Regions from separate parts of the Homo sapiens genome. Here regions 1, 2, 3 and 5 are each linked to region 4. Evidence: read pairs that join two places in POLR2A ChIA-PET (ENCODE). Cell type or tissue: GM12878. All regions are shown on one strand.

What was found. ChIA-PET counts read pairs that join two places held together with the same protein. Peaks named below come from ENCODE experiments on the same cell type or tissue, not always from the same donor. Only the 100,000 strongest peaks of a DNase experiment are listed, where the experiment ranks them.
Region 1: POLR2A ChIA-PET joins it to region 4 with 6 read pairs; 2 of 35 experiments call an interaction of 5 or more read pairs at or near these places.
Region 2: POLR2A ChIA-PET joins it to region 4 with 7 read pairs; 8 of 35 experiments call an interaction of 5 or more read pairs at or near these places.
Region 3: POLR2A ChIA-PET joins it to region 4 with 6 read pairs; 5 of 35 experiments call an interaction of 5 or more read pairs at or near these places.
Region 5: POLR2A ChIA-PET joins it to region 4 with 5 read pairs; 1 of 35 experiments calls an interaction of 5 or more read pairs at or near these places.

What each region holds. Positions count from the first base shown.
Region 1 is chr17:5,379,436-5,383,435 of GRCh38, forward strand. RABEP1 (rabaptin, RAB GTPase binding effector protein 1) reads left to right here. Exons shown (of 18, transcript NM_004703.6): 16 at 929-1,027; 17 at 1,954-2,070; 18 at 3,687-4,000. The coding sequence ends at 3,788. Among named protein-coding and RNA genes, the nearest start is that of NUP88, 38 kb to the right of the region's middle. In GM12878, no CTCF peak of the experiment used is centred here; no DNase peak of the experiment used is centred here.
Region 2 is chr17:5,295,326-5,299,325 of GRCh38, forward strand. The region is part of intron 1 of RABEP1 (rabaptin, RAB GTPase binding effector protein 1); the gene reads left to right. Among named protein-coding and RNA genes, the nearest start is that of RABEP1, 15 kb to the left of the region's middle. In GM12878, a CTCF peak has its summit at 2,096; no DNase peak of the experiment used is centred here; H3K27ac peaks cover 207 bases.
Region 3 is chr17:5,401,411-5,405,410 of GRCh38, forward strand. It overlaps NUP88 (nucleoporin 88), which reads right to left. Exons shown (of 17, transcript NM_002532.6): 6 at 3,647-3,833; 7 at 2,689-2,836. Among named protein-coding and RNA genes, the nearest start is that of NUP88, 16 kb to the right of the region's middle. In GM12878, no CTCF peak of the experiment used is centred here; no DNase peak of the experiment used is centred here.
Region 4 is chr17:5,224,308-5,228,307 of GRCh38, forward strand. All of the region lies in intron 1 of SCIMP (SLP adaptor and CSK interacting membrane protein), which reads right to left. The region is part of intron 5 of ZNF594-DT (ZNF594 divergent transcript); the gene reads left to right. Among named protein-coding and RNA genes, the nearest start is that of SCIMP, 8.6 kb to the right of the region's middle. RefSeq lists a silencer at 1,794-1,994. In GM12878, no CTCF peak of the experiment used is centred here; DNase peaks (open chromatin) are centred at 1,634, 2,054 and 3,344; H3K4me3 peaks cover 1,488 bases; H3K27ac peaks cover 4,000 bases.
Region 5 is chr17:5,371,343-5,375,342 of GRCh38, forward strand. RABEP1 (rabaptin, RAB GTPase binding effector protein 1) reads left to right here. Exons shown (of 18, transcript NM_004703.6): 13 at 1,972-2,112. Among named protein-coding and RNA genes, the nearest start is that of NUP88, 46 kb to the right of the region's middle. In GM12878, no CTCF peak of the experiment used is centred here; a DNase peak (open chromatin) is centred at 2,019.

The DNA of each region.
Region 1 (4,000 bases), 160 kb after region 4:
AAAAAGTCTGTCTTTGGATTGCACTCCTCTCCCGAGCTACCACTCTTTCTTCCTCCCTCTGTTGCCACAGTCTTGATCATCATCACTGCCTGACTTCCCAGGCATCCCTCCACCTGCTGCAGTCTGCCTCCTGCCTCCACTTTGCTACTGATATTGCACCAGCAGAAATTACCAGCGCTCGAAATAACATCTCATCCTTTCCATTCTAGCTGCCACTCTTTGAGTTCAGACTTCACTCTCACCTGGCTTATTGTAACAGCCTAACTTTCCCTGCCTCCAAAATTTGTCCCTAAATCATCTCCATATTGAAATCAAGGTGATATTTAAACATTAGAAACTTGTTCGCGTCCCAGTCTAGTGGAAAGCCCTCCCGTAGTTCCCTTTATTTTACAGGATCAAGTCCATATCCTTAGCCCAGCCAGAGCTCTCCTGCCTCACACCTCTCTGCCTCAGTGCCTGTGGCTCCCAACGTGCTGTGCTGTAGGCCAGCCGAACATGCCACTGTTGCTGCATGTGTTTTTAGTGCGTGCCATCCATTCCCTCTTATTGGAGTATCTCTCCATCTTCTCCCCTTGTCACCCTTGTCTTTGCCCTGTAAAAATGTAGGAGTCAAATGTCATCTCCTCTAGGAAGTCCTTTGTAACTTTTCTGGCAGAATTAAATGCTTCTTTCTTCATCCTTTACATGTCTGTTTACCCTGATTTCTCCATTTTGAGGCCTTAGAATATAGTAGGCACCTAATAATGGTTAATGAAAGAATAGTTCAGGAAGAATACAGAGGGGATCCACAGAGCTGAAAGGGTGAGAGGAGTATTCCCAGTGTAGCCCGAGTGTCTTGGTGTAATTCTCCAGGCTCTAGGCTCTTTTAGGTAGTGCACTGGGGCCCAGAGGGAGTTTCTGTGAGTTTCAGCTTTTTCCTTTTTCACAGTTGGAGTCCACATTAAGAGAGAAGTCTCAACAGCTTGAGAGTCTTCAGGAAATAAAGATCAGTTTGGAAGAGCAGTTAAAGAAAGAGACTGCTGCTAAGGTAGTGTTTTCATTAGTCATTTAATTTTAAAAAGCAGGGCTAAGAATGCAGGATCACATCTTGCTTGTTGAAAAAAAAATATTGGTGCTTTGAAGTGTCACCTTTTAAAAAGTTGGCAAAACTGACAGCTTGTGAAAAGAAAAAACTTAAACGAATTGATCTATTCCAGCTGGGTTAAATCTTTTCTGCCAGGTCTGGAGGCCTGCGTCATAGGCTAGCTTCAGATAGTAGGCAGTCAGGGCCATTGACCAAGCCTGGGCACTGCCCAGTTAGAAGCACTGCTTTGAAAATGTCATTCCATTTGACTGATGTATCAAATCCTAAGAGAGATTGCATCAAACCAGGTTTGCTGCCTAAATTTTGATGAGTTCCGTTAGAATAAACGTGCATGTTGTGGGGGTAGTTTCCTAGAAATGGTCTTAGTGAGCTGAGTGGTCAGACCTGAAAGTGCAGACAGTGTTGCTGAACTGCTTGTTTTTGGAAAGGCTCCCACACATCCTGCTGGTTTTCTGTAAGAGAGACTGGGGATAGCTGGGGCGTATTCACTAAGTTTCCTGGTGGATGCTTGACTGTGGAGGTTGTCAGAGGAAGTCCTGTATGTATCCCTGTTGGTGTGACAGACACCGATCTTAGCAGCTGTTTTGGTGATTATCGTCACTGTCACCAGCTGCTGGGGGTGGGGGAGGGCAGCACTTTAATCCATTTCTTCCTTTGGCTTTTCATACCCAGTTCATCTCAGGACTTAGAGCAAGTAGTCTAGATGGCCTGCACGCTTGCCCTATAGATAAAGAGATTGGTCGTGTATAGGAGTGCGACGGATATCCACCCACCTTTCTGCCCTAGTAGTAGGTAACTACAAGTTACTGGATTTCCTAAGTAATTCGGCCCTTTGGCATTAATCTTCATTCAAAACTTGTATTTTTTAGGCTACCGTTGAACAACTAATGTTTGAAGAGAAGAATAAAGCTCAGAGATTACAGACAGAATTAGATGTCAGTGAGCAAGTCCAGAGGGATTTTGTAAAGCTTTCACAGACCCTTCAGGTGAGGCATTTGGGGAACCACATACAGAGCACGAAGGCAGTTTTGGGGGACAGAACCTTGCCGATCCCTGACTTGACCACTGGCAGTAGCTAGAGGTTTAGAGACTGGCTGCTCCTACCTCCACCCCAAATGTCTGACTCATCATTCAAGCCAGAAACCTGGTGTGTTCTTCACACTTGGCCCATTTTTCTTTTTCTGTATGCCTTGCCAATTTTGCCTCCTTATGAGTAAAGTACTGACTCCTTAGCATACCATGTAAGACTCTTCCCAACCAGGCCCACCCCTGTATTTTGCTCATCTCTCTGCCTTGTTTTACATGTTTAACTGCTTGTGGTTCCTCGCCCACAGCGTGGTGTTCTGTCTGGTAAGCATCCTCATCTCATCCCCTCCTGACTCCTTTCTTTCAAGGCTCAGCGTAGGTCTGTCCCCTCTGTGGAGCTCTTCTAGGTCCCTGAGCTGGGCTAAAGTGCCCCTCCCTCTGCCATGCTCCCTCGGGCACTCTATGAATGCCTGTAATGACACAATGACATTTAGAATATTGTGCTAAAACTAAGTTTTTTTCCCAATGGAACTTCGGATTTTTTTTTTTTTTTGGAGACGGAGTCATGCTCTGTTGCCCAGGCTAGAGTGCAGTGGTGTGATCTTGGCTCACTGCAGCCTGTGCCTCCTGGATTCCAGCGATTCTCCTGCCTCATCCTCCTGGGTAGCTGGGATTACAAGTACACACCACCAAGCCCAGCTAATTTTTGTATTTTTAGTAGAGACAGGGTTTCACCATGTTGGTCAGGCTGGTCTCAAACTCCTGACCTCAGGTGATCCACCTGCCTCAGCCTCCCAAATTGCTGGGATTACAGGCGTGAGCCACCGTGCCCGGACTGGAACTGTGGATTCTTCAGGATTGGGAGTCAGGTCTCATTTGTCTCCATAATCCCAACACATTACACTTTAAAATCCTAGTCTGGGCCAGGCATGGTGGCTCACGCCTATAATCCCAGCAGTATGGGAGGCTGACATGGATGGATTACCTGAGGTCAGGAGTTTGAGACCAGATTGACCAACAATATGGTGAAACCCCGTCTCTACTTAAAATACAAAAATTAGCCGGGCATGGTGGCGTGTGCTTATAATCCCAGCTACTTGGGAGGCTGAGACAGGAGAATTGCTTGAACCCGGGAAGTGGAGGTTGCAGTGAGCCAAGATCATGCCACTGCACTCCAGCCTGGGTGACGGAGCAATACTCCATCTGGAGGAAAAGAAAAAGCAAGCAAGCCAGGTGTGATGGCAGGCACCTGTAATCTCAGCTACTCGGGAGGCTGAGACAGGAGAATCACTTGAACCCGGGAGGTGGAGACTACAGTGAGCCGAGATCACACCATTGCACTCTGGCCTGGGCTGGCCTGGATGATGAGCAAAACTCTCCCCCCCAAAAAAAAATCCCAGTCCGTTACACGGTAGCTTTGGGGAATTATTTTTAAAATTTTTAATTGTTCTTGCTGTCTCCCTTTGAAGTGACTAGTACTCTGGTGAGTTAATCTGCTACATCTCAGCTAAACCAGTCAAAGTTCAGAAAATCTAGGCAGGAGCCACCTGTAGTTATCTCACCATTGTTTCTCCAGGTGCAGTTAGAGCGGATCCGGCAAGCTGACTCCTTGGAGAGAATCCGGGCAATTCTGAATGATACTAAACTGACAGACATTAACCAGCTTCCTGAGACATGACACCCTCATGGCAGGATTCTAGCCTGCACTTTGGGTTTTTAACTCATCTTTAGAGCAACAGTAATTATTATTTAACTCTTAACTGAAGAAAGAGAAGTCACAACAAAAGGAAGACTGGAGAAATGCTTACTTCTAGAGGGAGAAGACTGTGCGGCACAGGAAACAGCAAACAGTGGGGTGATCTGCAGCCCAGAGACCTTCAAATGCGAACA
Region 2 (4,000 bases), 71 kb after region 4:
TTGCCATGAGCTGAGATCATGCCACTGCACTCCAGCCTGGGCAACAGAGGAAGATTCCGTCTCAAAAAAAAAAAAAAAGTTATTTTTAATGGTATGTAACAATAGTATTCTAATGTATGGATTCCATAATAGGTTTAATTAACCCTCTTAGTAAGTATTGTTTTTATTTTTTTCTATTTCAAAGGACACTGCGGCAAACATCCTGATACATGTGTCTCTAAATATTTAGCCAAATACTTCCCTCTGCTAAATCCCTGTTCTGTCAAAGTTTACATACATTTAAAATTTGATACTTTTGATACATTTAAGTTTTTATATGTTCTTTTGTGTCATTAGGAATAACTGTCTGAGACCAACTGGAAAGCCAACCCCTAGTAGCTTCAAAAGTGAAGGGTTCAGTTTTTCTGTGTGTTACACGTTCACAAGTAGAGCATTCTAAATTTGGTTCAGCTGCTCAAGGATGTCAAAGATCTGAGTTTCTTCAGTTTTCTGCTTTCTTCCTCTGTGGGCCTGTTTGCCACATCATTATTTTTTGTAGATTTAGTTCTGATTTCTTTTTGGGACTATTTATTCCTTTAAATCTTCTACTGTTTTCTTAGTTACATTTGTTGGGTTCTCTACTTCAGGCACATGGATCATCCTTATATTGGATAGTCTGTTTCTCATAGCTGTTTCCTCTCTAATTCCTTTACTTTTCTTTAAAATTCACTGAGATTATCTCAGGTCTTTTTGATGTGTTTAACAAAACGGATTGCATTAATGGATTTCTGGATGTTTGTTTTTGCGCACTTCAGATGAACTCAACTTGGTTGTGATGGATTGTTATTGTAGTATGTAGCTAGATCTGATTTGCTAAGGTTCGAGAATTTTTGCGATTATATTCATAAGTGAGATTGGCTTGTAGTTTTCCATTTTGGTACTGCATTGGGTTTTGGTATCTTTTTTTTGTTTGTTTAAGGCAGAGTTTCATTCTTGTTGCCCAGGCTGGAGTGCAATGGTGCTATCTCAGCTCACCACAACCTCCGCCTCCAAAGTTCAAGTGATTCTCCTGCCTCAGCCTCCCAAGTAGCTGGGATTACAAGCATGTGCCACCACACCCGGCTAATTTTGTATTTTTAGTAGACTGGGTTTCTACATGTTGATGAGGCCGGTCTCAAACTCCCAACCTCAGGTAATCCACCCGCCTTGGCCTCCCAAAGTGCTGGGATTACAGGTGTGAGCCACCGTGCCCAGCCTGGTTTTGGTATCTTGATTATACTAGCTTGGTAAAACGGGAAACATTTCATTTTTTTCTATGTTGAGGACAGTTTAAGTAGTATAGAAAATATTCTCTGAACATTTGATAGAATTTATGTTCTCTTTCAAGATTCATCTTAACTTGTATAGCTATTGCATAATTTATTTTGTCAATTTTATTTTCTTTTTGTTTTTGGTTGGGGTGGGCAAGGTCTCACTCTGTAGCTCCAGCTGGAGTGCAGTGGTACAGTCATGGCTCACGGTAGCCTTGACCCCGTGGGGTCAGTTGATCCTCAACCTTCTGAGCAGCTGGGACTACAGGTGTGCACCACCACATCTGGCTAATTTTTTATTTTTTGTAGAGAAGAGGTTTCACCATGTTGCTCAGACTGGTCTCGAACTCTTGGCTCAAATGATCTGCCTGCCTCAGCTTCCATGAGTGCTGGGATTACAGGCGTGAGCCACTGTGCCCAGCTTTTTGTTAGTTTTCTATTGTTAGATATTGACTTTTTCCGAATGTTTTGGAATTTTAACTGATACTGCAGTCAATATTCTTGCAATTATGTCTTTATACATATCTATGATTATTTCCTTAGGATAAATTCTTGGTGGTGAAATTGTATAATGACCTTTAGTTGAGAACCACTGGTTTATGACAAAATGCTTTAGGATACCCCCTTTACCATTCTGATATAAAATTGTACACAAGACTTTTTTAAAAACCCCAAAACCTAACAGCATAATGCCTTTATTGTAAAGGAAAATAATTTGTAATTAATACAGATTGCTTACAGATTTCAACGTATAAATGAACAGTGTGACTGCATAAAAGAAGAACATCCCTAGGAGGTGGTATTACACCGTTTACAACTTCTGCTCATGTGACTCATGAATCTCCTCTATTAAACACCTGTAATCATGGGGAAATCCAGCTAGGCCTTGGAACCAGGCAGGTCAGTGTTTGAATCCAGCTCTGCTACTTACTAGCTGTATATCAATAGGTTAGCTTAATCTTAGAATGTTTCTGCATCTGTAACTGGGGTGATAATGCCTATTTTATGGTTTGGTTTGAAAATTTAATGAGCCAGTGTATAAAATAACTTGCCTGATACTCCATGAAGAGCTATTTGTGAATTATTTAATCCTTACTACAAAGCTAGAAGATAGTCCTATTATTAGTCCCCCTTGTTACAGATGGAGAGAAGGAACCAGCTTAGTGGGAGGGCTGGGATTCAAACCCTAGTTTAATTCCAGAGCCTGTGCTCTCAGCTGTTATGCTCTATGGCTTCTCATATAATAGTTGATAAATAGGCAATGGATACTTGATTGTTAGCTCAATTACACATTTCATTTTCTGTAGCTTTAATCAAGAGTTTCCTCCCAAGTGTTAACATCAGCGTTCTTTCCTTAAGACTTCTCTTTCCTCTTGGTTCTTGTGTTCCCTTCCTGAGACATACAGTTAATCTCCTTCATCCACATGTAGGCAGATAGCTATTTATTAAAAATTCTGTTCCCTCTCTGTGTATGACCTTGCTATTTCGGAAAAGCCCATAAATAATGCAGCCAACTTTCCTTGTAAATAAAATATAACCCTGTGTTTTTATTATTTATTTAGAAGAACTTTTCTTCTGATAAGTAACCCCCACTGTAGAGTTTATAGCTAATGTGTAGCCTTTTTATAACCCAAGTGTAGGGAGATAAGGAATTACATCTACATTTTAAAATTTTCTATGTTACAATCAAGGGAAGAGTATATATAGGGAATTTGATTCGTTTTACGGTATAATTAAATATGGTTCTAAGAGGTGTTTTTTGTTGCATTAGGCTTTTTTCTTGTAAATGATAGAAATCTTAAGACTATTCTAAACCAATTACTGTTTATATTAGAGGAACTGGTAATAACCAGAGATTATGATATTCTTTATGAATAGTTCTCCACTCTGAATTGTGTGTGTATGTGCATAATGCCTCGTTATATCTTCATATGGAGCTTCTTAAACACTTAAAAATATTAGTATGTAGAGTCACCACCTTCCATGTGTCATGATTCTTAATGTATGGCCAGTCTCACGTATAACTCCCACCTCCTCCAGGATTTTTTTTTTTTTTTTTGAGACGGAGTCTCGCTCTGTCGCCCAGGCTGGAGTGCAGTAGCGAGATCTCAGCTCACTGTAACCTCCGCCTCCCGGGTTCATGCCTTTCTCCTGCCTCAGCCTTCTGAGTAGCTGGGACTACAGGCGTCCGCCACCACGCCCGGCTAATTTTTTGTATTTTTAGTAGAGATGGGGTTTCACCGTGTTAGCCAGGATGGTCTCGATCTCCTGACCTCGTGATCCGCCCGCCTCAGCCTCTCAAAGTGCTGGGATTACAGGCGTGAGCCACTGTGCCCGGCCTCCTCCAGGATTTTAAACTAGGAATCTGTGATTTTATTTGGAAATATTTCAGTGTATGTGTAAACGTACCACAATGCTATTATAACACCTAAAACCAGTTAACAGTAACACCAAATATCCATTCTGTGTTCACATATTCCCCAGTTGTCGTGCGCACTTGTGTGTGTGTGGAGGGGGTGTGGTGGGAGGAAGTTTCAGCCTACCACACTGATACCCAAACTGTCTCATTTTTGGCCAGTGTGTGGCCTCTTTACATTGACTCCTAAATCTTTTTATATAACCTTAACAGACAAGATGTTCCAGGCTTATCTTGTACACTTCCTGCCCTGGACCTGGAATTGGTCCTTTTTCCTAAGGATCCCTAGTTCCTT
Region 3 (4,000 bases), 180 kb after region 4:
TAAACTAAAACAAAATACAGAGATAAGGTATATATTAAAGCTGATAAAATGGCAACAATAACCCATAAAACCCCTAAATTAAATTTTCCTTTAATCTAACAGTCTCACTTTGTGGTTAGTGACTTTATCATAAATTAATATTCTAAAGCTGATATATTATTTTTCTGTCTTATATATTGAGGTTCCATAAAACATCTTAGAAAACAGCATTCTGCTATAAAAAGTTTAAAAAACCCTCATCTATGGGAATCATCTGTTTGCATAATTAAAATATTGAAAATTTTCTTTTCATTTGCGTATGTTTTAAGACTTAAGGCTCAAATCATCTCATTAAATCTAACATTGTTAAAATGGCTTTTCAAAACCTGTAGTGCTAACATCAACAGAAAAGTCTTAACACTGGGGTGTAAAACAAATTGATTACTAAAAAGAGCCAACATTTACTTAACAGGAAATTTGTTAGATACCACCCTATGCTATACTGTAGCCATTTCACTTTGTCACTAAGAAATCTGGTGTGCCTCAGTGATTATAATATGCCTTGTTCAGCACAATTAGGAACAAGTCAAAAATTTCTTAGTTTCACATATGAAAATGTTACTCTCATTAGAAGAACCAAGAAAAGGCTGGGCATGGTGGTTTATGCCTAAAATCCCAGCACTGTGGGAGGCCAAGGTGGACAGATAAGGAGTTCGAGACCAGCCTGACCAACATGGTGAAACCCCATCTGTACTAAAAATACAAAAATTAGCCAGGCCTGGTGGCGCATGACTATAATCCCAGCTATTTGGGAGGCTGAGGCAGGAGAATCGCTTGAACCCAGGGGGCGGAGGTTGAAGTGAGCCAAGATCGTGCCATTGCACTCCAGCTTGGGCAACAGGAGCAAAACTCCATCTCAAAAAAAAAAACAAAAAACAAAATACAAAAAACAAAACCCAAGAACAAAACGTCCACGTCTACACTTAAGATTTCCCAAAGATATACGTATCTATATGAGGAAACCAATTAGTTTATGTCACTTTACTTCATTTGGTCTGTTTCCTCATCTATAAAATTCTTAGACAATATAAATCTCAAAATACCTTAATTAGACAAACCCAATGTACACTCTTTGCTGGTTTGTTATGTAAGGAATTCTGCCCCCTTAAATGTTTTGCCTATACTTTAGTACAGAGTTGAGGCCGTTATTACCAGAACTAGGCAAACTGGCTAACAAGAACTGTAAGGAGAGTAGGTCAAACTGCTACAAGATTGAAATCCTCCTATGTTGCAGTGAATGACACGATTTCATTCTTTTTTAAAGCCAAATAGGGCTGGGCATGGTGGTTCACACCTGTGGACCAGCACTTTGAGAGGCTGAGGCAGAAGGATCACTGGAGCTCAGGACTTTCAGCTTGGACGACATGGCAAAATCCCGTATCTACCAAAAATACAAAAATTAGGCGTGGTGGTGCACACCTGTAGTCCCAGCTACTCCAGAGGCTGAGGTGAGAGGATTGCTTGAGCCTGGGAGGCAAAGCAGTGAGCCAAGATCACGCCACTGTACTCCAGCCTAGATGACACAGTGAGATCATATCACACACACACACACAAAAGCCAAATGGTATTCCACTGTGTATACAATGCCACATTTTAAAAATCCATTTGGGGCCAGGTGCGCGGTGGCTCACATCTGTTATCCCAGTACTTCTGGAAGGCCGAGGCAGGTGGACTGCTTGAGGCCAGGAGTTTGAGACCAGCCTGGCCAACATGGTGAAATCCCACCTCTACTAAAAATACAAAAATTGCCAGGCGTAGTGGCTCACGCCTGGAATCCCAGCACTTTGTGAGGTCGAGGTGGGCGGATCACAAGGTCAGGAGTTCGATACCAGCCTGGCCAATATGGTGAGACCCCCGTCTCTACTAAAAATACAAAAATTAGCAGGGCGTGGTGGCACATGCCTGTAGTCCCAGCTACTAGGGAGGCTGAGGCAGAAGAATTGCTTGAACCCAGGAGGCGGAGGTTGCAGTGAGCTGAGATGGTGCCACTGCACTTCAGCCTGGGCAACAGAGCGAGACTCCATCTCAAAATAAATGAATAAATGAAATAAAAATATAAAAATTAGCCAGGCATGGTGGTGGGTACCTGCAATCCAGCTACTTGGGAGGCTGAGGCAAAATAATCGCTTGAACCTGGGAGATGGAGGTTGCAGTGAGTCGAGATTGCGCCATTAGACTCCAGCCTGGGTGACAGAGCCAGACACCATCTCAACAACAACAACAACAACAACAAAATCCATTTGGTCTGTCGATGGACACAGGTTGATTCAGCATCTTAGCTGTTGTGAATAACACTGCAATGGGCATGGGAGTGTAGGTATCCCTTCAACCTATTATTTCCTTTCCTTTTGACATACCCAGTAGTGGAACTACTGAATAACATGGTAGTTCTACTTTTGAAAGGACCAGGAAAAATTCACTATTAGGAATCTGGTGATCTGGACCAAAGACCACTATTTTAAAACTTGGGAAATTTGCTCAGTCTGCCTTAGACAAAAAGTGTACTATAGTGACTAAAAAGCTAAAAAAAACCCAGTCAACTTTTTAAAGGCTGGAACCACAGAACAAATACATTACATAGGAACAGTCTATGATAGTCTTAGTATAAAAATCATGGGAAAAAAGCACTACATTTATTGAAGAGCTTACCTCTATGAAGTTTGACTGGACAAGAAAAGTCAGAATCAAAAGGGTCATCCTCTCCAGATGCCAGTTTCAAAGCAAGCTCCAACTCAACACATTCAAACACATACAGAGAAGGAATGAGGTCAATCCTGGAATCCCAGGACTTTTCTGACTGTAAAAAAAAGTGTTGTAATTTTGATCTTGCATGTTAATTTGAAAATGTACACAATTAAAAACAGGCAAAAAGCTGGGTCAGGGCCGGGTGCGGCTGTTCTTGCCTGTAATCCCAGCACTTTGGGAGGCCGAGGCAGGTGGATCATCTGAGGTCAGGAGTTCGAGACCAGCCTGGCCAACATACTGAAACCCTGTCTCTACTAAAAGTACAAGAAATCAGCCGGGCGTGGTGGTGGGTGCCTGTAATCCCAGCTACTGGGGAGGCTGACGCAAGAGAATCGCTTGAACTCAGGAGGCAGAGGTTGCAGTGAGCCGAGATCACACCATTGCACTCCAGCCTGGGCACCAAGAGCGAAACTCTGTCTCCAAAAAATAATAATAAAAAATAAATAAAAAAATTGAAAAAAAAGCTGGGTCAAACAGTACTTTCAAATTCTTAATTCCACCTCTATCCTAACAGTGCACTGTTATTCTGAAGACAAAACGTCTCTCTTCCTTTAGGAAGATGTTTGTGAAAAAAGCCAATTCAGTGATTCCAAGGCTCTTTGTATCTGTCCCTGAAGATTGCAATATAGAGACCAGAAAGTAACATGCAGACTGGTGGACCAAGTAAGTTGGGCAACCTTCTAACTTCTTTCCACTTAGACTGCTAAGTGTGCTTCAGCTACTTTTTTAACTGTTTAATTTCCAAAATATCAGAAGTTCCATAAGTAAGTTAAAATTCCTTCTCATATATTAAGCATTCATATTGGGTCAGGAACTATGCCAGGTGTTGAAGATACAAACAACCACAGCAGCCTGCACTTACCGTGTGGTCATCTTCTTCTTCCCCTTCTAGCACGACACAGTGATACAGCATTCCTGATTCAGTAGCGATCACTAAGATATTGGGGACACAGGGTAAGCAGAGTACAGCACACGCATCATAACCATAGTTATCTTCAGCCGCAGGATGCATGGGCAATGGACCCAACAGCTTTCCAATATTTCCAGGGCTAAAGAAGGAGTAAAAACATATTTGGGAAATGTTGACAGTATGCATGCTCATCCCATAAAACCATTCTTTGACTTTGTTTTCCTCCAGCTATCATACCTTCATTATAAATGTAGTGTATTCCCAATACTCCATCTTCTCGCTTTCCCACTCAGATCCCACCACTCT
Region 4 (4,000 bases):
TGTATTTTTTTAGTAGAGACGGGGTTTCACCGTGTTAGCCAGGATAGTCTCGATCTCCTGACCTCGTGATCTGCCTGCCTCGGCCTCCCAAAGTGCTGGGATTACAGGCGTGAGCCACTGCACCAGGCCAGTTTTTTTGTTTGTTTGTTTGTTTGTTTGTTTGTTTGTTTTTTGAGACAGAGGCTTGCTCTGTCGCCCAGGCTGGAGTGCAGTGGCGCGATCTTGGCTCACTGCAACCTCTGCCTCCCAAGCAATTCTCCTGCCTCAGCCTCCTGAGTAGCTGGGATTAAAGGTGTGTGCCACCTCGCCTGGCTAATTTTTATATTTTTAGTAGAGACGGGGTTTCATCATGTTGGCCAAGCTAGTCTCGAACTCCTGACCTTGTGATCTACCTGCCTCGGCCTCCCAAAGTGCTAGGATTATAGGTGCAAGCCACCATGCCCAGCCAGTTGTTTTTAATCACAAGGACAAGTCAGACTTAATGCATAGCAGGGGAGAGAAATTTTGAGAGCTTTTGTTTGAGTTGAGGGTTAGAAAAATAGCTGGATGGGTCTCTTTGAGTGAGTTATGGTCAGAAGGGTGAAGCTGAAGATACAGGGCAAACTGAGTTGATCTGCATGAGAGAGTTAACAGGCATTTGGGGGCTGGAAGCTGACAGACCAGAGACCGGGAAAGTCTCGGAAAAGGTTAGCAGCAGAGTGAGAGGTCAAGAAGAGAGCACAAGTCAGATCCTGGTTAGGAAGCTCCCATAGTGGCAAATGACCAAGGCGTTTCTAGGACAGTAATGCCTCATGTCCAGCCTTAAATTGCTACCTAGGTTATGCTGTGGTGTCGCCTTTTGTTACCATCAAACCTCCAATAAAACTGCATAACACGGCCAGGTGCGGTGGCTCACGCCTGTAATCCCAGCACTTTGGGAGGCTGAGGAGGGCAGATCACTTCAGGTCAGGAGTTCAAGACCAGCCTGGCCAACATGGCGAAACCCTGTCTCTACTAAAAATACAAAAATTAGCTGGGTGTGGTGGCACATGCCTGTAGTCCCAGCTACTCAGGAGGCTGAGGCGGGAGAATTGCTTAAAGCCAGGAAGCAGAGGTGGCAGTAAGCCGAGATCACGCCACTACATTCCAGCCTGGACAACAGAGCAAGACTCCATCTCAAAACAAAAGCAAAGGCTGGGTGCAGTGGCTCACGCCTGTAATCTCATAACTTTGGGTGGCTGAGGCAGGCGGATCACATGAGGTCAGGAGTTCGAAACCAGCTTGGCCATCATGGTGAAACCCCTTCTCTACTAAAAATACAAAAAATTAGCTGGGCATGGTGGTGCACGCCTGTAATCCCAGCTACTTGAGAGACTGAGGCAAGAGAATTGCTTGAACCTGGGAGTCAGAGGTTGCGGTGAGCCGAGGTTGTGCCATTGCACTCCAGCCTGGGCAACAAGAGCGAGATTCCATCTGAAAAAAAAAAAAAAACACCGATCTCAAAGAGGGAGTTGTGAGAACCCCAACTTGAAGCTGGTTGCTCTCAAGTTCCAGAGGCCCGGACTTGCGACTGACGTCTGGGGAGTTGGGGGCAGCAGTCTTGGGAACTGAGCTGTGAGATCTGATACTATCTCTGGGTCTATAGTGCTGGCATTGAATTGGAGAACACCCAGCTGGTGTTCACTGCTTGGTGTGTGGCGGAAAAACCCTCACACATTTGGTCACAGAAGCCCTTTTCTGTGTTGGTGATTGTTGTGCTGGTGTGAGAACAGAGGAAAAACACCGCTTGCAGAGTTTTTCCTGAAACAATACTCTTTAGAGCGATAGAAATAAATACCACGACCTGCGCATTCAAAGCTGTTGTATCTGGATTGTGACTGCGTGGAAGGTCGAGGCGGGAAGACAGGGGCTGTTGCTTTTCGTTATAAACTCTGCATTACTTGATTTTTGCACTACGTACATTTACTTTGATAACACTGGAAAGAATAAATTGGCCATGTAGTGTAGCTTCCAAAAAAAACTATTGCTTGGGTTTCAAGGTCAAGGAAATTTCATTCTCATCAGTTTCTTGGGAAAGAGGAAGTGGAATGATGTTGTCAGAAAGTGAAACCATGGGTCATTTTCAGAACTACTCAGAGTAATAAATATTTTTTGTCAGTTTTGTTCTTACAAGTGAAATGGACCGCAGAGAGGCACTTTTTCTTTTCTTTTTTCTTTCTTTCTTTTTTTTTTTTTTGAGATGAAGTCTCGCTCTTGTACCCCAGGCTGGAGTGCGATGGCGTGATCTCGGCTCACTGCACCCTCCACCTCTCCAGTTCAAGCGATTCTTCTGCCTCAGCCTCTCCAGTAGCTGCGATTACAGGTGTGTGCCACCATGCCCGGCTAATTTTTTTTGTATTTTTAGTAGAGATGGGGTTTCACCATGTTGGCCAGGCTGGTCTCGAACTCCTGACCTCAGGTGATCCGCCTGCCTCAGCCTCCCAAAGTGCTGGGATTACAGGCATGAGCCACCACGCCCGGCCGACACATTTTTAATAGAACCAAGGAGAGCTTGCTTTTTGAGAGAGGGCAGCTGAGAGAGGGGGCCTAAGAGAATCACATCCTAGTTCCAGTAGGATGTCCTCTAGGCCACCAGGCTGGTTTAATGGCCAAGGTGCTTCCAGAGAGAGGAAGCCCTGGGGAAGGATGATAGAGAGTACAGAAAACAGGGAGTACACAATGGCTGCATGACCGAGTTCAGGCCCTGGGAAGGTATGAAAGCTGGATCCTACCTGTGCTGGCAGACCTGGAGTTGTTGCCACAGAGGGCCGATAAGATTGTGAGTACAGGACTACTGAGGGCTACTGAAGGATCGCAAAGAAGTGTTTGCACTGGCCGAGTGCAGTAGCTCATGCTTGTAATCCTAGCACTTCAGGAGGCCAAGGCAGGCGGATCACTTGAGTCCAGGAGTTCATGATCAGCTTGGGCAACATAGCAAGACCCTGTCTCTATATACACACACACACAACACACACACACACACACACACACACACACACTCTTACACTTAGCCAGGTGTGGCGGCATGTGCCTATAGTCACAGCTACTCAGGAGGTTAAGCTCCTCCTCAGCTACTCAGGGGGTTTCACCATGTTGGCCAGGGTGGTCTTGAACTCCTAATCTCAAGTGATCCGCATGCCTCGGCCTCCCAAAGTTCTGGGATTACAGGCGTGAGCCACCCTGCCCACCCAGAATGAACTTTCAAAAGGGAACAAGGATTAGAGAAGGGAGTGACACTGAATAGAACCAGAGAGAAGGGGCTTGGGGGCAGGAAGTTGAGAGCTCACACCTAAGTTTCCATTTCCTCTGAGGTGGGAGGCAAAGTCAACAGTGTGGGGGTTGAGGTGGGAGGGGTCCGGCTTGAGCAGAGCAGTGCAATAGCACGCACCAACTCCTCCACCTTCCAGCCCAGTCCCCATCCCCCATTCCCATGGCGCTTTCTTCACAATTTTAGTTGGTGGAGCCTCTCTCGTGAGGCCATCCTTTCTCCTTGCCTACCGCATCCCAAGAAGAACTCAGCTACGTGAAGGGATGTCACTACCCCCTGCAATATGTATATGTGAAATATGTTGGGCGCGGTGGCTCATGCCTGTAATCCCAGCACTTTGGGAGGCCGAGGCAGGCAGATCATGAGGTCAGGAGTTCAAGACCAGCCTGGCCAACATGGTGAAACCCCGTCTCTACTAAAATACAAAAATTAGCCAGGCATGGTGGTGTGCACCTGTAATCTCAGCTACTTGGGAGGCTGAGGCAGGAGAATTGCTTGACACTGGGAGGCGGAGGTTGTGGTGAGCCGAGATCACGCCACTGCACTCCAGCCTGGGCAACAGAGCTAGACTCCTTCTCCAAACAAAATTTTAAAAATGAAAAATAAGTTGGGCATGGTGGCACGCGCCTGTGGCCCCAGCTACATGGGAGGTTGAAGTGGGAGGATTGTTGGAGCCCAGGAAGTTGAGGCTGTAGTGAGCTGCAGTCACGCCAC
Region 5 (4,000 bases), 150 kb after region 4:
ATCAAAAGTATAAAAATAAATACTCAGCTCCATTTCCATTCCCTGTCCTTTTCACCCCATTTCCACTCACTCTTATACGTAATTATTTTAATTTATTTTTGGCTTATCCTTCTGTTTTTCTCTTTACAAAAACAAGCAAATATATACATATTCTTTTTTCCCTTCTTTCATATCCAGAAGGTGGTGGGATACTAAGATTTTGTTGTAAATGGGTGACAGTGATCATAAAGCACAGTGGATTCTAGTCTGAAGACAATAAGAGCCAGTGGGCTTTAGCCAGAGCATATGCATGGCCGTGACTGCCTGTCTTAGGCCTGTTTGTCCTTCAGAATGCAGCTCAGTCATCGCCTCCTCTGGGAAGTGTTCTTTAACCCTCTTCCCAATTTCCTGCCCCAAATTAGGTACCCCTTTGTCCTTTTATCACTGCAGTACCCAATCTCTGTCATAGCAGTTTATGGTATTGTAGAGTAGTTTTTGGTTTACTTGTCTTTCTCCTCTATTGGACCATGAGCTTCTCCAGGGCAAAGTCTTTGTCTTTTATCTCTGTATTTCCTGTGGGCAGCAAAACACGTGGCATAGAGTAGTAGCTGCACAATAAACATCGTATGAGAGCATCATCTACATGTATGTGTGCCCTTAAGGTAAGTGACTTTAGTACTACAGATTAGCAGGAGTCACGTGCTTTTGTAGAGCTTTATCTGATACTCGGATTTGGTGGATAACTTTTATATTGATACAAATAATATGAAATACCTAAAATTGTTTTACACATCAACAAGCAGAAGTGGGAGTGTGTCCCATTTTAAGAATAAGCTTCTCTGGCTGGGTGCGGTGGCTCACGCCTGTAATCCCAGTACTTTGGGAGGCTGAGGTGGGCGGATCACGAGGTCAGGAGATTGAGACCAGCCTGGCCAACATAGTGAAACCCTGCCTCTACTAAAAATACAAAAAAATGAGCTGGGCGTGGTGGTGCGTGCCTGTAGTCCCAGCTACTTGGGAGGCTGAGGCAGGAGAATCACTTGAACCGGGACTCGGGAGGTGGAGGTTGCAGTGAGCCGAGATCACACCACTGCATTCCAGCCTGGGCTACAGAGCGAGACTGTCTCAAAAGAAAAAAAAGAATAAGCTTCTCAAGTGCTCTGTGATTCCTGAGCTTAGATGCTCTTGATGACTTCCAGTATCTGGGCCTGCTGGGCCATTCACAGTGATTCCGAGCCTAAACAGAGGTATACATAATAGGAAATGAAGACACTACTCTGTTTCTCCCTCCTTTCTGTCCAGTGCACGCCATGGGGAAATGGGAGTTGTCTTAGAGTACATGCTCTGTCTGATATAGGTCTTGATGGTGTCAGCCACTTCCATTGAACTAGAGATCCTGGTCCTTCTGTAGTACAGGGATATGGAGGGAAAATATTAATTTTTTTTTTTTTTTGAGATGGAGTCTTGCTCTGTGGCCCAGGATGGGCGCAACGGTGCAATCTCGGCTCACTGCAACCTCCGCCTCCTGGGTTCAAGCGATTCTCCGGCCTCAGCCTCCCTCCCTAGTTGCTGGGATTACAGGCACCCCGCTGTACCCAGCTAACTTTCTGCATTTTAGTAGAGACAGGGTTTCACTGTTTTGCCCAGGCTGGTCTCAAACTCCTGAGCTCAGGCAATCCACCCACCTCAGCCTCCCAAAGTGTTGGGATTACAGGCGTGAGCCACCACACCCAACCAAAAGATAGAATTTTTAAGCGGTTTGTAGAAACAGTGGAGAATGAGCCTCAGATACTTGCTTCATTGCCTGTCCCTTGTTGAATATATGCTGTAAACCAGAAAATCTCTGTGCAGCTTTTTCTAAGTCTAGCAGAACTTCACCATACCCCGTCCATCCTCAGCACTCCTTTAGTTTGGACTTGTTTTTCTCTGGTGTAGCTATCACCAGACCGGATCTACCTTTCTGGCTGTGATTAGTATCTACTTCTATTTTAGGCGGTGCTGATGCAGTCACGGGAACAGGTTTCAGAAGAGCTGGTGAGGTTACAGAAAGATAATGACAGTCTCCAGGGAAAGCACAGCCTGCATGTGTCATTACAGCAAGCAGAAGACTTCATCCTCCCAGACACTACAGAGGTAACTTACTTTCCACATGATCAAAAATGTCAACAAGTACGTTTTCTGAAATGGCCGTATGTTCTTTATGTAAACAGTTTTATTCAGATATAATTCACGTGCCAATTCAACCATTTAAAATGTACCATTCAGTGGTTTTTGCTGTACTCACAGATGTGTGCAACCATCATCACAATCAATTTTAGAACATTTTCATCACCTCAAGTAGTAACTCCCTGTGACCCGACTACACCAGCTAAACACACACACACACACACACACACACACACACACACACACACACGAAAAAGTAACACTTCGCCCTTTAGCTACCATCCTTATTCCCCCTCCTCCCCTAGCCTTAAGCAACTACTAACCTTTCTGCCTCTATAGATTTCCCTATTCTGGACTTTCCTATGAATAGAATCATACGATATGTGGTCTTTTGTGTCCATGTTCTTTCACGTAGCCTTAATGTTTTGAAGATCTATGTTATTTTTGTCGGCCCAGATTGAGAGTGTGCCAGAAATTAAATGTTTGAAGGGGTTACCATGCTGGCTGCTTATGACGTTTGTTTTTGTATCTAGTACTTGAAAAGTTATAACACACTCACCATCATGCTGTCCATAAAGATGACACTTTTGTTTCTTTTTGAGACAGATAATATCTGTCACCCAGGCTGGAGTGCAATGGCATCATCTCTGCTCACTGCAACCTCCGCCTCACAGGTTTAAACGATTCTCCTGCCTCAGCCTCCCCAGTAGCTGGGATTACAAGCGCCTGCCACCATGCCCAGCTAATTTTTTGCATTTATAGTATAGATGGGGTTTCACCATGTTTGCCAGGCTGGTCTTGAGCTCCTGACCTCACGTGAGCCACCATGCCCAGCCAAAGATGGCACTTTTGGTCACTTACATTCTTCTGTGGTTGGGTAAACCTGGGCTACAAAACTGGTTTCCCAGAGACATTCATAATTCTCTCCTTAACTTTATCCAAGCTTAATTTTTAATTTTTATTTTTTGAGACACAGTTTCATTCTGTCCCCTAGGCTGGAGTGCAGTGGTGTGATCTTGGCTCACTGCAACCTCCGCCTCCTGGGTTCAAGTGATTCTCCTGCCTCAGCCTCCCGAGTAGCTGGGATTACAGGCGTGCGCCAGCACGCTGGGCTAATTTGTTTCTGTATTTTTATTTTTTTTATTATTTTTTATTTTATTTTTATTTTTTGAGATGGAGTCTTGCTCTGTCACCCAGGCTGGAGTGCAGTGGCGCAACCTAGGCTTACTGCAACCTCTGTCTCCCAGGTTCAAGTGATTCTCCTGCCTCAGCTTCCTGAGTACTGGGACAACAGGCGCGTGCCACTGTGCCTGGCAAATTTTTTAAAATATTTTTTAGTAGAGATGGGGTTTCACCACATTGGCTAGGCTGGTCTCCAACTCCTGACCTCGTGATCCGCCCGCCTTGGCCTCCCAAAGTGCGGGGATTACAGGCATCAGCCACCGCACCTGGCCTTTTTTTGTATTTTTAGTAGAGATGCGGTTTCGCCATGTTGGCCAGGCTGGTCTCGAACTCCTGATCTCAGGTGATTAGCCTGCTTCGGCCTCCCAAAGTGCTGGGATTGCAGGCATGAGACACCGTGCCTGTCCTATCCAATCTTTATACCTGTTTCTTTTTTTTTTTTTTTTTCCTTTTTAAGGAAATCTTAGTAAGTAGAAGTTTCCCCTAATTATACCCTACAGATTCAATCTCTATAATTTGGACCTCATTCTTTTTTCCTATATATGTATTAACATGACTGTTATTTTTTATGTTTATTTCATCATTTACAAAAAACCAGTTGCCTATCTTGCCATTAGCTCTTTGCTGTCTCCCACCTTTCCCCAACTTCTTATCGTCTCAGCTCATGTTACAG